Regions from separate parts of the Homo sapiens genome. Here all the other regions are linked to region 1. The links are chromatin loops, found by intact Hi-C in ENCODE. Cell type or tissue: CD14-positive monocyte. All regions are shown on one strand. Each heading gives the region's core, and the rest is flanking DNA. Links, peaks and the distances in the headings are about the cores only.

What was found. Hi-C counts contacts between places; a loop is a spot of excess contacts. Peaks named below come from ENCODE experiments on the same cell type or tissue, not always from the same donor. Only the 100,000 strongest peaks of a DNase experiment are listed, where the experiment ranks them.
Region 2: it touches region 1 in a loop (4-fold over the local background); 6 of 110 quality-filtered maps call a loop at or near these places.
Region 3: it touches region 1 in a loop (4-fold over the local background); 8 of 110 quality-filtered maps call a loop at or near these places.

The regions. Positions count from the first base shown.
Region 1 is chr7:140,251,090-140,255,238 of GRCh38, reverse strand. LOC107986854 (a long non-coding RNA gene) reads right to left here. Exons shown (of 2, transcript XR_001745386.2): 2 at 1,030-1,683. Among named protein-coding and RNA genes, the nearest start is that of KDM7A-DT, 76 kb to the right of the region's middle. RefSeq lists enhancers at 2,306-2,375, 2,406-2,455. In CD14-positive monocyte, for the core only: no CTCF peak of the experiment used is centred there; DNase peaks (open chromatin) are centred at 1,658, 2,228 and 3,368; H3K4me3 peaks cover 1,023 bases; H3K27ac peaks cover 2,438 bases.
Region 2 is chr7:140,314,465-140,318,613 of GRCh38, reverse strand. LOC124901758 (a long non-coding RNA gene) reads left to right here and starts at 1,372. Exons shown (of 2, transcript XR_007060560.1): 1 at 1,372-2,359. In CD14-positive monocyte, for the core only: no CTCF peak of the experiment used is centred there; DNase peaks (open chromatin) are centred at 803, 2,033 and 2,313; H3K4me3 peaks cover 2,500 bases; H3K27ac peaks cover 2,500 bases.
Region 3 is chr7:140,302,564-140,306,712 of GRCh38, reverse strand. The region is part of intron 1 of LOC124901758 (a long non-coding RNA gene); the gene reads left to right. Among named protein-coding and RNA genes, the nearest start is that of SLC37A3, 94 kb to the left of the region's middle. In CD14-positive monocyte, for the core only: CTCF peaks have their summits at 1,694 and 1,900; DNase peaks (open chromatin) are centred at 1,462, 2,022 and 2,312; H3K4me3 peaks cover 355 bases; H3K27ac peaks cover 2,500 bases.

The DNA of each region.
Region 1 (4,149 bases), core at 934-3,433:
AGCTAGTTGGGAGGCTGAGATGGGAGGATTGCTTAAGCCTGGCAGATTGAGGCTGCAGTGAGCCGTGATTGCGCCACTGCACTCCAGCCTGGCTGACAGAGTGAGTCCCTGTCTTAACCCGACAAAAAGGGAGCCCAAAGAACATAAATTCCATGGTTTCTCCAGGCCCTTCCAGAGGCACCCATCGGGGTGCAGGACAGTGGGACAGATGGTTCTTTAGGCTTCCTAATGTCCCAGCTCTAATACCTCTCTACAGCCTCCATGTCCCTCTTCTTTGGATTTTATACTAAGTCCTTTTCAGACACATTATTAGGAACCAATAAATATCTGTTGAGTGATTTCACATGTTAGAGTGCACTTGTTTCCTAGGGCTGCCATTAACCAAGTGTCACAAGCTGGTTGGCTTAAAAACAGTGGAAAATTCTCTCTCACCATTCTGGAGGCTAGAAGTTGGAAATCAAAGTGTCAGGAGAGCTATGCTCCCCCTGAAGGCTCTAAGGGGGAGGGCCTTCCTTGCCCCTTCCTAGCCTCTGGTGGCCCAGGCATCCTTGTCTTACGGCAGCATCGCCCTACCCTCTGCCTTCCTCTTCACATGGTCATATGCCCTGTGTCTTTGCGTCTGTGATATCTCCTCATCATATAAGGACACCAATTGTTAGATTTAGGGCCCACCTAAATTTACATCCATAATGATTGCATCTCAAGATCCTTAACTAATTACATCTGTAAAGGCTCTTTTAAAAATAAGATCAGGCCAGGCACCGTCGCTCACACCTGTAATCCCAGCACTTTGGGAGGTTGAGGTGGGCAGATCATGAGGTCAAGAGATAGACCATCCTGGCCAACATGGTGAAACCCCGTCTCTACTAAAAATACAAAAATTAGCTGGGCGTGGTGGCACATACCTGTAGTCCCAGCTTCTTGGGAGGCTGAGGTTGCAGTGAGCTGAGATCATGCCACTGCACTCTAGCCTGGCGACAGAGTGAGTCTCTGTCTCAAATAAATAAATAAATAAATAAGATCATATTCTAAAGTTCCAAAGTTCTGGGTGGATGTGAGTGTATTTTTTGGGCAGGGGGTGAACACTATTCAACCTGCTACACAGAGCTTTTTCAGTTGCAAATGACAGGAAACCTCATCTAAGGAGCTTAAATAAATGATTATTGGCAATCCTAGCAAAATATATCTAGTATGTTACCCTGAACAATATCGGGCTTTGATGAGGTTACAAGTCCATCTCTAAACTAATCACTGCAGCCAGGCCAGAGGCTGTACCTGAGCTCTTGAACCAGGGGTAGATTCAGTTCCACTGAAAGCACACAGACTGAGGAGATTATTTGCAGATACCATTACCAGGAGAAGGGGGAGCAGGTGCTAGGTGGTAGAAAACGTAGCCACCTGCTAGCATGGTCTTCCTCCACAGTCAGTCAGCTCTTGGGCAGCAGTGACTCTTCTCATATCTGCATTCCAGGGCCTTGAAGAACAGCAGGACTTCAAATAAATATTTACTGAGTTGTTTTTGAATTTTTAACATGATTCAGTCTCCAAGGGCTTCATTCATGGTAAATCTGCAATCCGGCGTCTGATCCAGGGTGAGCCTTCCCCACGGAGGCACTGTCCTTTGTAAGGCCCTTCTAGGTAGACCAGCTGGCCATCTGTTATGTAACCATCCATTCTTCAAAACTTCCATAAAAGAGAAGCAAGAAAGAAGGGTTTGGATCATGTTAGGGTCAAAGAAGGGCAGGAGAGAAATACAAGTGGTAGATGAAACTGAGCATCAAAGAAATACATCCCCACCTTTCCCCTTTGTTCTAACACACACACAAATCTCATTATCTGCAGGGTTGGACTATTGTTACCCTCACATACCCTGGAGTCCTGGTGGAGAATACAGGATTCTGGGTTTAGGCATGTGTCATTCGGTGGTTTAGGCCTGAAATATTGTGCCTTAAACACCCACAGAGGGGCCTTATATCCCAAACACCAGAAGAGCCAATGCCCAGAGGGTGAAATCAGACAGCCCTTAAGCTAGATGAAGCTGGAATTGGTAACCACACTATGGAGTTTAATTTGCTGACCTAGATGTAGTCTGCAGCCCACAAAACCTCATACCACAGCAAAGCTTTTTCTTGTGCTGAGACAGCTGGCTGAGCATGATGTTGCAATGACTCAGTTCTCAGTAAAGGGTCTGAGGAAATTAGGGGCAGGGCTACAGCCCCAAGACCACAGCTCCAAGAGACCTTCCTGTTTATTCATGGGTGAGAGAAGGGGAACCTTCTGTTTGTGGGCACTGGTATTTCATCAGAAGAGACAAGGCTGGACTCTGGGTTTGAGCTGTGTGTACACAGTCAACACATGACAGTCAGACAATTATACTCAGAGTGAGAATTCATATCTAGCCACATAGGCCAAAAGCATCTCTAAAAGCTGTTCTTAGGCCAGGCGTGGTGGCTCACACCTGTAATCACAGCACTTTGGGAGGCCAAGGCAGGTGGATCACAAGGTCAGGAGTTCGAGACCAGCCTGGCCAACATGGTGAAACCCCGTCTCTACTAAAAATACAAAAATTAGCTGTGCATGATGGTGCACGCCTGATGTCCCAGCTACTCAGGAGGCTGAGGCAAGAGAATCGCTTGAACCCAGGAGGCAGAGGTTGCAGTGAGCCGAGATCACACCACTGCACTCCAGCCTGAGTGAAAGAGCCAGACTCCATCTCAAAAAATAAATACATAAATAAATAAAAGCTGTTCTTAAAACTATGTGAATCAAATCACATTTTTACTTGACTTCCATTTTAAAACTGGACATAGGTTTATATGAGGAGGCCTAGTTCAATAAAACGAGAGTTGAAAACTCTGTGGGCTCGGAGGACTTCCCATTAAACATAGCCGGTTGAACATGTGCATACTCCTGGGCCTCCTCCCAAAACCCCACTAAAATGTGAGGCAAGAGACTTTTTTTGAAAAGCATAAGTCCATAAGAGAGGTAAGAGCAAAGAGAAGGATCAAAAAGATTTTTAAGCTGGAAATTTGAGAGATAATGAACCTCACACACCAGAGTAAAGGGTCTCAAAATGGGGAAGCCAAGAAAACAAGCCAATCCATGCCTCTGAAACACCCCAAAGGCTTAGGAATTGGAGGTACCAGATACTTCTGAAAAGGCATGGCTGCGGCTGAAAACTAGAGCACTGATTAAAAGTTTTCTTCCAACCTGGGCAACATAGTAAGACCCCATCTCTACAAAAAACACAAAAATTAGCCAGGGGCTGGTGATGCACACCTGTGGTCCCAGCTACTCAGTAGGCTGAGGCAGGAGGATCACTTGAGCCCAGGAGGTTGAGGCTGCAGTGAGTCATGCTCGGTCCACTGCACTCCAGCCTAGGCAACAGGGCAAGAAAAAAATAAAAATAAAAAGTTTTCTTAAGCAATAGTTAAGGCTGGGCACGGTGGCCCACGCCTGTAATCCCAGCACTTTGGGAGGCCAAGGCGGGCAGATCACTTGAGGTCAGGAGTTTGAGACCAGCCTTGCCAACATGGTGAAACCCCCTCTCTACTAAAAATACAAAAATTAGCCAGGCATGGTGGTGCATGCCTGTATTCCCAGCTACTCAGGAGGCTGAGGCAGGAGAATCATTTGAACCTGGGAGGCAGAGGTTGCAGTAAGCTAAGACGGTGCCACTGCACTCCAGCCTGGGCCACAGAGCGAGACTCCATCTCAAAAAAAAATGAGAGTTAATCCCTGCAGTTCTTCCCTTAGCCTATGCAACAAGCTACTACTTTCTCTCAGCCTTCATCAGAGACGGACCACTTATTGTATGGGGAGTTTGAGTTAGAGGAACTTTGGACTTAGGAACAACTGAAGGTGGAAGATGAGTATCAAAGAAGGGGGATGAAATGAAAGTCAATGTACCAACCCGTGCTGTCCTCATATTTGACTCCTAGACACTGGCAGACACATTTATAACTATGGGGAGGGAGTTCAGAGAACTCCCATAGGAAACTGACCACCAAAAGAAGAGACATGGAAATGTATCATAGGGGATTCCCCCAAGAATGACTGGCCCCTGTCTGATCACCCCATTCTAAAATCACTCCATCATACATGCAAATCTTTCTTTGTTTTGCTTTGTTTTGTTCTGTTTTGTTTTGA
Region 2 (4,149 bases), core at 761-3,260, 64 kb before region 1:
GAGTCAAGAAAGATTAGAAGGTAGTATTAACAAGGTGTGTTGCAATTGACTGAGAGGTGAGGGAGATGGATTTGCAGAGAATGACTCTTGGATTTCTGGAATTTGGGTTGTTTGATGGAGTAGACTAGATTCGGTTTTCTTATCTGTAAAATGGAAGAAATACTTTGCGGATAACATAGGCAAATGTCTTACCACAAGCATACGGTTGAGACTCCATAAATGCTCGTTTTTTTTGCTTTCCCCCATGTTGTTTCTGTTTCCTCCATTCTGTCAGTGTAGGTCTTTGTTTGGTTAGTTCTGCCTTTGGAACGCTTTTCTTTGCTGTGTCCCATGCTTCCCACTGTGACTGCTGCATGGGTGACTCCCGGATCCTTCTCTCCAGCCCTGATCACGCTTGTATGCATTTTCGACCGTGTTCTGGTCATCTCCATGGCCTCTCACCCTCACAAGGGAGAACCATCCCCCGATTTTTTCTCCTCTTGAGGTCCATATGCCTGTTGATGGCACTGTAATCTTCTCCATCAATTTGGCTACAAATCATTTTTTCCAGTTGAAAAAACACATCCACCTCTAGTGGTTTTGAGTATTTCAGAATCATTTTGATGCCTTTCTCTTCTTCTTTCATTTCTTCACATTTGGTGAATATTTGGCCTCTGTTTAATTATCTCCGTAACATTATACACACAAGTGTCTTTTTCTATCTCATTGTTACTTCCCTCATCAGGCCTTTATTAGTTCCCATCTGAACTACGACGCTGGTTCCCTATCTCTGGTTTCCGTTCCTTTCAAGTCATCTTGCCACAGCTGCCAGACCAAGCTTCTGGAAGCTCTGATTGGATCACCCCTGTCACCTTGTGGGTTCTCCACACCCACTGGATCAAGCCCAAGCTCCTAAGCCTGTCATTTAAGGCACTGCATGTCTAAACCCCATGTACTGCTCTGATTTTATCTCCCCACATCCTTGTAGAAAAATGGGGCAGTTCTCTGCACCTTTGGTATCATCTCTGTCTTCCCTGGTGGAAATTGTGCTTATTCTTCAAGGCACAGTTTGTGAATCCTGCCTTTCACCAAACCAGTTAATTCTTTTTCATATCACATAGGACTCAGTGCTTATTTATTTTATTTTATTTTTTTGAGACAGAGTCTCACTCTACCACCCAGGCTGGAGCATGATCTCAGCTCACTGCAACCTCCACCTCCCGGGTTCAAGTGATTCTCCTGCCTCAGCCTCCACAGTAGCTGGGACTACAGGCACACGCCACCACGCCCAGCTAATTTTCATATTTTTAGTAGAGATGGGGTTTCGCCATGTTGGTCAGGCTAGTCTTGAACTCCTGACCTCAAGTGTTCCTCCTACCTTGGCCTCCCAAAGTGCTGGGATTACAGGCGTGAGCCACCGCGCCTGGCTGGTGGTTATTTAAAATGATCTGTGTACACTTCTTATCTCTCCTACTAGATTTAATCTCCTTGAGGTGCTTCCATCTCTGTAACCCTCAAAATGCCTTCTTCATATTCAGTATATGTTTGTGAATGGAACGTATACTCTCCTCATCTTCCTGAAGCATACAGGCATGACCTTTGCTTTTCCAAATACCCATTCCCAAGGGCTTGTGACACAAGACAGTGAGAAGGTGAAGGACAGCTTACTTTCCCCTGTGGATCCCCTTGCAATTTAATACACAGGAGCGTGAGAATGTCACACAGGCAGGTTCTTATTTAAATTCCTGGTAGCTGAGCCCAGCAGCATGTGGTGGGTTTGATTTAGTCTGTACAGCATTTAACTCTTTCTATGGATGAAAGATGAAAGTGGATAAAAGTTCTCATAGACTGTATGGGAACCAGATAGATTGAGAAATTAACTCATGTGTTGTGCAGTTACAGAGCTCTAGGTGCCGGTCTGATTTTTCCTTATAGAATCTAGAACTTAACTGACATAATTCCTGGGTACTTTCAGACACATAGCCAAACACGTAGCCAGGTGATTCATTTGGTAAATTCCATAAGGTCTGCCCTGCCCTGGAATGGCTTCTCAGCAAGGCTGTCTCAGCTAGGCTGGGAAGGAGGTGGCTTTCAGTTCCGGTTTCCAATCAGTGACTTCCAAGAACTGGTTAAGAAGCAGGAAGAATAGAAAGAGTTAGATGGTTTCTGTGTTGGGCTAAAAAAAAAACCTCTCAGATACCCAGTTCCTACAATGCATGTCTCCTGGCAGCCAGACAAGGAAGGAGAGAAACTGTGAAGGGTGCCAGGGTGCCAACAAGAGCACTCGTGTTCTTGGCAGAGCTCAGAATAGCGTTCACAGCTCTCAGTGATTCATCATCTGCAGGCCTGCCCACCCGTGATCCAAGTGACTGAGGACGGGGTGAGTCAGGCAGCTCCCTCTCCTCATCACCCTTCCTCCATGGCTCGGTTCTGTGCCCTCCCTGGGCCCTATGGGCTGCCTAGCAGAGGGGAGGCCGATGTTGCAGGGGATGCTGCCAGTGAGGAAAGGGTGCCTGCTCTGGGTCTGTGCCAGGGTGAAGCCTTCGTGGCTTCTTGAAGGACTCCCGGCTCCCCTCTGCGTTAAGCCCTAGGCACGTTTAGAGAAGAGGGGAATCTTCACTGCCAGCTCTAGGGACGGGTCTGATGGTGGGGCCCGCTTAGCCCCAGCGAGCTACTCAGTGCTCCTGCACTGATCTAGACACCACCCCTCATCATCGTATCTGCCCCTCTTAAATCTAATCTGCATTCTGTTCTCTTTCTTTCTCCCACTCTTTTCTGTTTATTCTTTTCTTTCTTCCCTTGCTCAGCAAGAATGATATTTATTTAAGACATCACAGCTGTTAAATGTTTGCCTCTGGGGATAATTTTTCGGCCAGGTGCCCCCGTGCCTCTTGGCTGGTCCACAACCGATTGCTGGCCATGATGGGAGGGGGTGGCCCGCTGCCCTCAACACTGAACTCCCTAGTGTGGGTCCAGGCCTGGGGCTCATCACAGCTACCCTGCTTTGACCCGCAACACAATCATGGGTTGAAAAACCATCCTAGTGCCATAATAGGCTTAGAAAGGGATCATTCTTCATCTGGTCAGCCAGAGCCAGGCCACAGGCTGCATGGTTTCCCTCAGCAAGGCTCTCGCTGGGTGTCCCACTTTACTTCTGCAGCGAAAAAGCCGTTTTACCTCTTTTGCCACTTTCACAAAACATTCTCTTGGATCCACTCAAGTGAAAGCTGTGAAGTGTCCTTGTTCCTCCCTCACAGAGGGAGCTCCTAGCCTTGCAGCCCTGCCTGTGTCTGTCACTTACCAGCAGCGTGCCAGGACACTGCAGACATCTAGGTTCGGGGACTTGTCTAGGAAGCCATGGCTCTGTGTGGGTGTGCAGGAATGTACTGCTTCAGAGCGTTCCTGTTTTCCCTTCCCTGTTGCTGCAGAGCACGCATGCTGCGGGGAGAATGCAGCTTTAGTAACAAAACATCCAAATATACTTATTTCCAAAAAGAGCAATGCAAGATGAAGAATGGGGTGCTGTGTGGATGATGTCCTGCGTAAGGATAGAACACAGGAGGAGCTTGAGTGCGAATAATGTTTCACTTTTTGTTCAGGAGTCAAAACTTACAATAAATACGACCAGGTCTCCAGATCACAGTGAATTCCAAACCCCGGTGGACGACCCACTTATTTCAAACATGTTATGTAACGTTGTAAAGCACAGAGGATAGGTAAAATTCACAGCCCTGGGACAATTCGGGGCACTTAGATGTGAAATGTTTGGAAATCGCTTTCATTTTTCTCATCAGAGCCATCCCATGAACTGGATAGGACAGAGACTTCGCCCCATTGAGAAGCAAGGACGCTGAGGCACAGCGAGATCATCATTCAGCGTAGATTCCAAAGGGCACAGACTTGGTTAGCACAGTCAGGCTGAGCCCCCTGATCTGTGTTTGATTTCTATCACGCTGCTCTTTTTTCAGTAAACCTCTTTCACATAAGAGATGAAACCAGCCCACCACTAATAGGACCTGTGCTCTGGGCTGTTTAATTAAAGTCGGAATGAGTTTTACTGAATTTACATGCCTTCCCTAGAACTCCATATATCCCATTTGGAATTTGTACGAAGTCCTAGGAGCAGGCTCCCTCTCTGCAGTTGCTCAGGACTCAACTCCTCTGGCGATC
Region 3 (4,149 bases), core at 610-3,109, 52 kb before region 1:
TTCACACTAGAAAATGTTTGGCTTATTTTGCATGTCCCTTTTCTCAAAGGATAAAGGGAACAACCGTTCCTACGAATTGCTGACATCTCTGTGGAGGCCAGCTGCTAAGTGAAGGAAAGCGTGGCCGTGACTTGCAGGAGATCAGAGGCCCCCAGGCTCCTTCAGGCCAACCGACATCCAGATGAGGGCTTCTTGCTTCTTTTAGATCCATGCTCTGAACCCAGATGATGGTCTTGGATGGCTGCTGTAGTCAGGACTCTAGCCAACCTAACCCATGTGCCTTATGTTAACTTACAGTATTAAGCAAACATTTGCTTGTTAATCTACAATCTTTTTTTTGTTGTTGAGATGGAGTCTCACTCTGTCACCCAGGCTGGAGTGCAGTGGCATCATCTCGGCCCACTGCAGCCTCTGCTTTGTGGGTTCAACCAATTCTCCTGCCTCAGCCCCCTGAGTGGCTGGGACTACAGGCACCTGCCACCATGCCCGACTAATTTTTGCATTTTTAGTAGAGACGGGGTTTCACCATGTTGGCCAGGCTGATCTCAAACTCCTGACCTCAAGTGGTCTGCCTGCCTCAGCCTCCCAAAGTGCCAGGATTACAGGTATAAGCCACTGTGCTTGGCCTAATCTGCAATCATTATTCCAAGTTCTTGCCACTACCCTTAAGCAGGTTCTATGTGAGTGGTCCTCCTGATCTGCAGTGGACTGCTGCTTTAACTTGGCTGAATAACAACTATTATACCACACCCTTGTGTCCTGCAATGCAGTTTAGACACATGAGAAAATAGTACGAACCTCAGCCCAGTTCAGTGGCTCATGCCTGTAGTCTCAACACTTTGGGAGACCAAGGTGGGAGGATCACTTGAGCCCAGGAGTTCGAGACCAGCCTGGCCAACATAATGAGACTCTATCTCTACTAAAAAAATAAAAAAAATAAAAAAATAATTGACCAGGCATGGTGGTGCATACCTGTGGTCCTAGCTACTCGGGAGGGAGGATAGGAGGTCCAGGCTGCAGTGAGCTGTGATCATGTCACTGCACTCCAGCCTGGGTGACAGAGCAAGACTCTGTCTCAAAAAGAAAAAAGAAAAAAAGCCGGGCATGGTGGCTCATGCTTGTAATCCCAGCACTTTGGGAGGCCAAGACAGGTGGGATCACCTGAGATCAGGAGTTCAAGACCAGCCTGGCCAACATGGTGAGACCCTGTCTCTACTAAAAATACAAAAATTAGCTGGGCATAGTGGTGGATGGCTGTAATCCCAGCTACTTGGGAGGCTGAGGCAGGAAGATTGCTTGAATCCGGGAGGCGGAGGTTGCGGTGAGCTGAGATTGCGCCATTGCACTCCAGCCTTGGTGACAGAGCGAGACTCCGTCACACACACACACACACACACACACACACACACACACACACACACACAAAAGAGGATATAGAACCAGCCCTGTAGATTTTGTGCCAGCTCTCAGGGGACTTCCTGCACCACTTGGACTATCATTCTTCCAGATCAGGTGTCCCCAGGGATCGTCTGCAGTGGTTACAAACAACACTTCACAAAATGTTAATAGCCACGAATCTATTTTAATGTGTATTAGAAAAAAATATGGCTGGGCATGGTGGCTCATACCTGTAATCTCAGCACTTTGGGAGGGCGAAGTGGGCAGATCACTTGAGCCCAGGAGTTCAAGACCAGCCTAGGTGACATGGCAAAATTCTGGCTCTACAAAAACACAAAAATTAGCCAGGTGTAGTGGCATACGCCTGTAGTCCCAGCTACTTGGGAGGCTGAGGTGGGAGGATGGCTTGAGCCTGGGGGGCAGAGGTTGCCATGAGCTGAGATAGTGCCACTGCACTCCAGCTTGGGCAACAGAGTGACACCCTGTCTCAAAAAGAAAAATTATAACATGCACATAAAACCTGAGACATGCATTTCTTTTCAAAAGTCATCAAAGTTAAAAAGTGAGTCCTATTTAGAGACTATTAACCAAGTAACTCTAGGAGGCAGTGTGTGACTACGGAGAACACCCTGAAGGCCTAAAACCCCTTATGGGGAGGCTCTGAAGGCCACCCCAAGCCCTTTCATTTTTCACTCCTCCATCTTCATTACTCCTTCTCTCTCCAAGTTCTTCATCTTCTGGGCCTGTTTCTCCTTCCCTTCCTCCCTCTAAGCTTCTCTGGTGGTGCCCTGGGTTTTAACAGGGAGAAGGAAAGAGGCTCACATTTAGTGATCATGAATTACTTGCTAGAAGGTCACAGATGTAAGGCAGATACTGTCTACTAGTGGGGCTTTGGGTGATTTCTCTGGAGTACTTTTTGAATTTGCATGTGTGAGTCACCTGAAGATCTGGTTAAAGTGCAGATTCTAGCCCAGATGGTCTGGAGTGGGGCTGAGATGTTTTCATTTCTAGCAATCTCCAAATGATGCTGCGGTGGTTGGTTCGTGGGCCACACTTGGAGTCACAAAGGTTGATCATGGAGCTCTATTTCTTTTTTCCTTTTTTCCTTTTTTTTTTTTTTTTTTTTTGAGATGCACTCTTGCTCTGTCGCCCAGGCTAGAGTGCAGTGGCGCAATCTCAGCTCACTGCAACCTCCCCGCCTCCCGAGTTCAAGAGATTCTCCTGTCTCAGCCTCCTGAGTAGCTGGGACTACAGGCGCATGCCACCACGCTCAGCTAATTTTTTGTAATTTTAGTAGAGGCGGGGTTTCACCATATTGGTCAGGCTGGTCTCGAACTCCTGACCTCAGGTGATCCACCCACGTCGGCCTCCCAAAGTGCTGAGATTACAGGCGTGAGGCACTGCGCTAGGCCATGGAGCTCTATTTCTTTAGAGAACTAAGAACAGAGAAATACATATTTTAGGAAGAGGATGAGTTCTGAAACCACCTCTATCATCTGCAGTGAAGCCAATTATTAAGAACACTTAAGAGTCTAGCATGTTTTGCTCTCTGGAAGAAATATAAGATGGTTCCTTTATACTGACCAAGGCAGTTTGTAATGAAAACTGTTGGCTCAACTTGTTGCTAGGGTACCGCTGGGGAACTGGCACACAGAAAATCTGTAACCTAATGTGATTGTGTGGGAACTAATGAGCTCTGAACATGACAGGCAGGGAGGGTTCTGCTTCCCTCCTTTGCTCAGGTGATGGGCTAACACCCATGTCCAATTAGGCAAACCTGGCATGTGTAGCCATTCGGGGCTGCTGCAGAGCTGTTTCTCTGGGTAGAGAAAATTGGATTGTTGAATTGTTCCAAATATATTGGTATGCTCCCGTCTCCCATCCATTTGGTTATGATAACCAGACCTGCAGACACGTTCTGAGGGTTAGAATAGCTCCAGCATTTAGAAAACAAGCCAGCCAAATACAAAAGGACCCAGATTGAGGTTATATGAAAATTGATGGACGTGATTCAGGACCTTGCTATTTTAAATGAAATGACCTTCACCTGAAGAGATCAGAGGGCGACGCTATTAAGAGGTGTTGCACTTTTACAGTATTCTTTCTGTTAGGGCAGAAAAACTTATGGAAGGAAAAAGGCAAAGTGAATCACCTTTTCTTAAGATTCAGCTGGAACCAGACACTTAGCAAAAGTGATGCTCTGCAGCTGACACAAGTAGCCACATGATTGTGGAATGATAGTGCTCCAAAATGTTCTTGGGGGCTGGATGTGGGGGCTCACACCTGTAATCCCAGCACTTTGGGAGGCCAAGGCAGGCACATCACTCGAGGTCAGGAGTTCGAGACCAGCCTGGCCAACATGGGGAAACTCCGTCTCTACTAAAAATACAAAAATTAGTCAGGTGTGGTGGCAGGTGCCTGTAATGCCAACTACTCGGGAGGCTGAGGCAGGAGGATTGCTTGAACCTGGGAGGCGGAGGTTGCAGTGAGCCGAGATTGCACCACTGCACTCCAGCCTGGGTGACAGAGGGAGGCTCTGTCTCAAAAAAACAAACAAACAAAAAAATTATTGGGTATTACTGAGCATGATGGTGTTTAATTTTGGGAGGGGATGGGGGTAGTTATTCCGGACTCCCTTCCCCTCGAATACACACATGCATAATCTTCCATATAATTTCCAGGGATTAATGGATTCCCTGGGAGATCCAGGGATTTCAGGTTAGAAACCTCTGATGTAATACATTTCCTCCT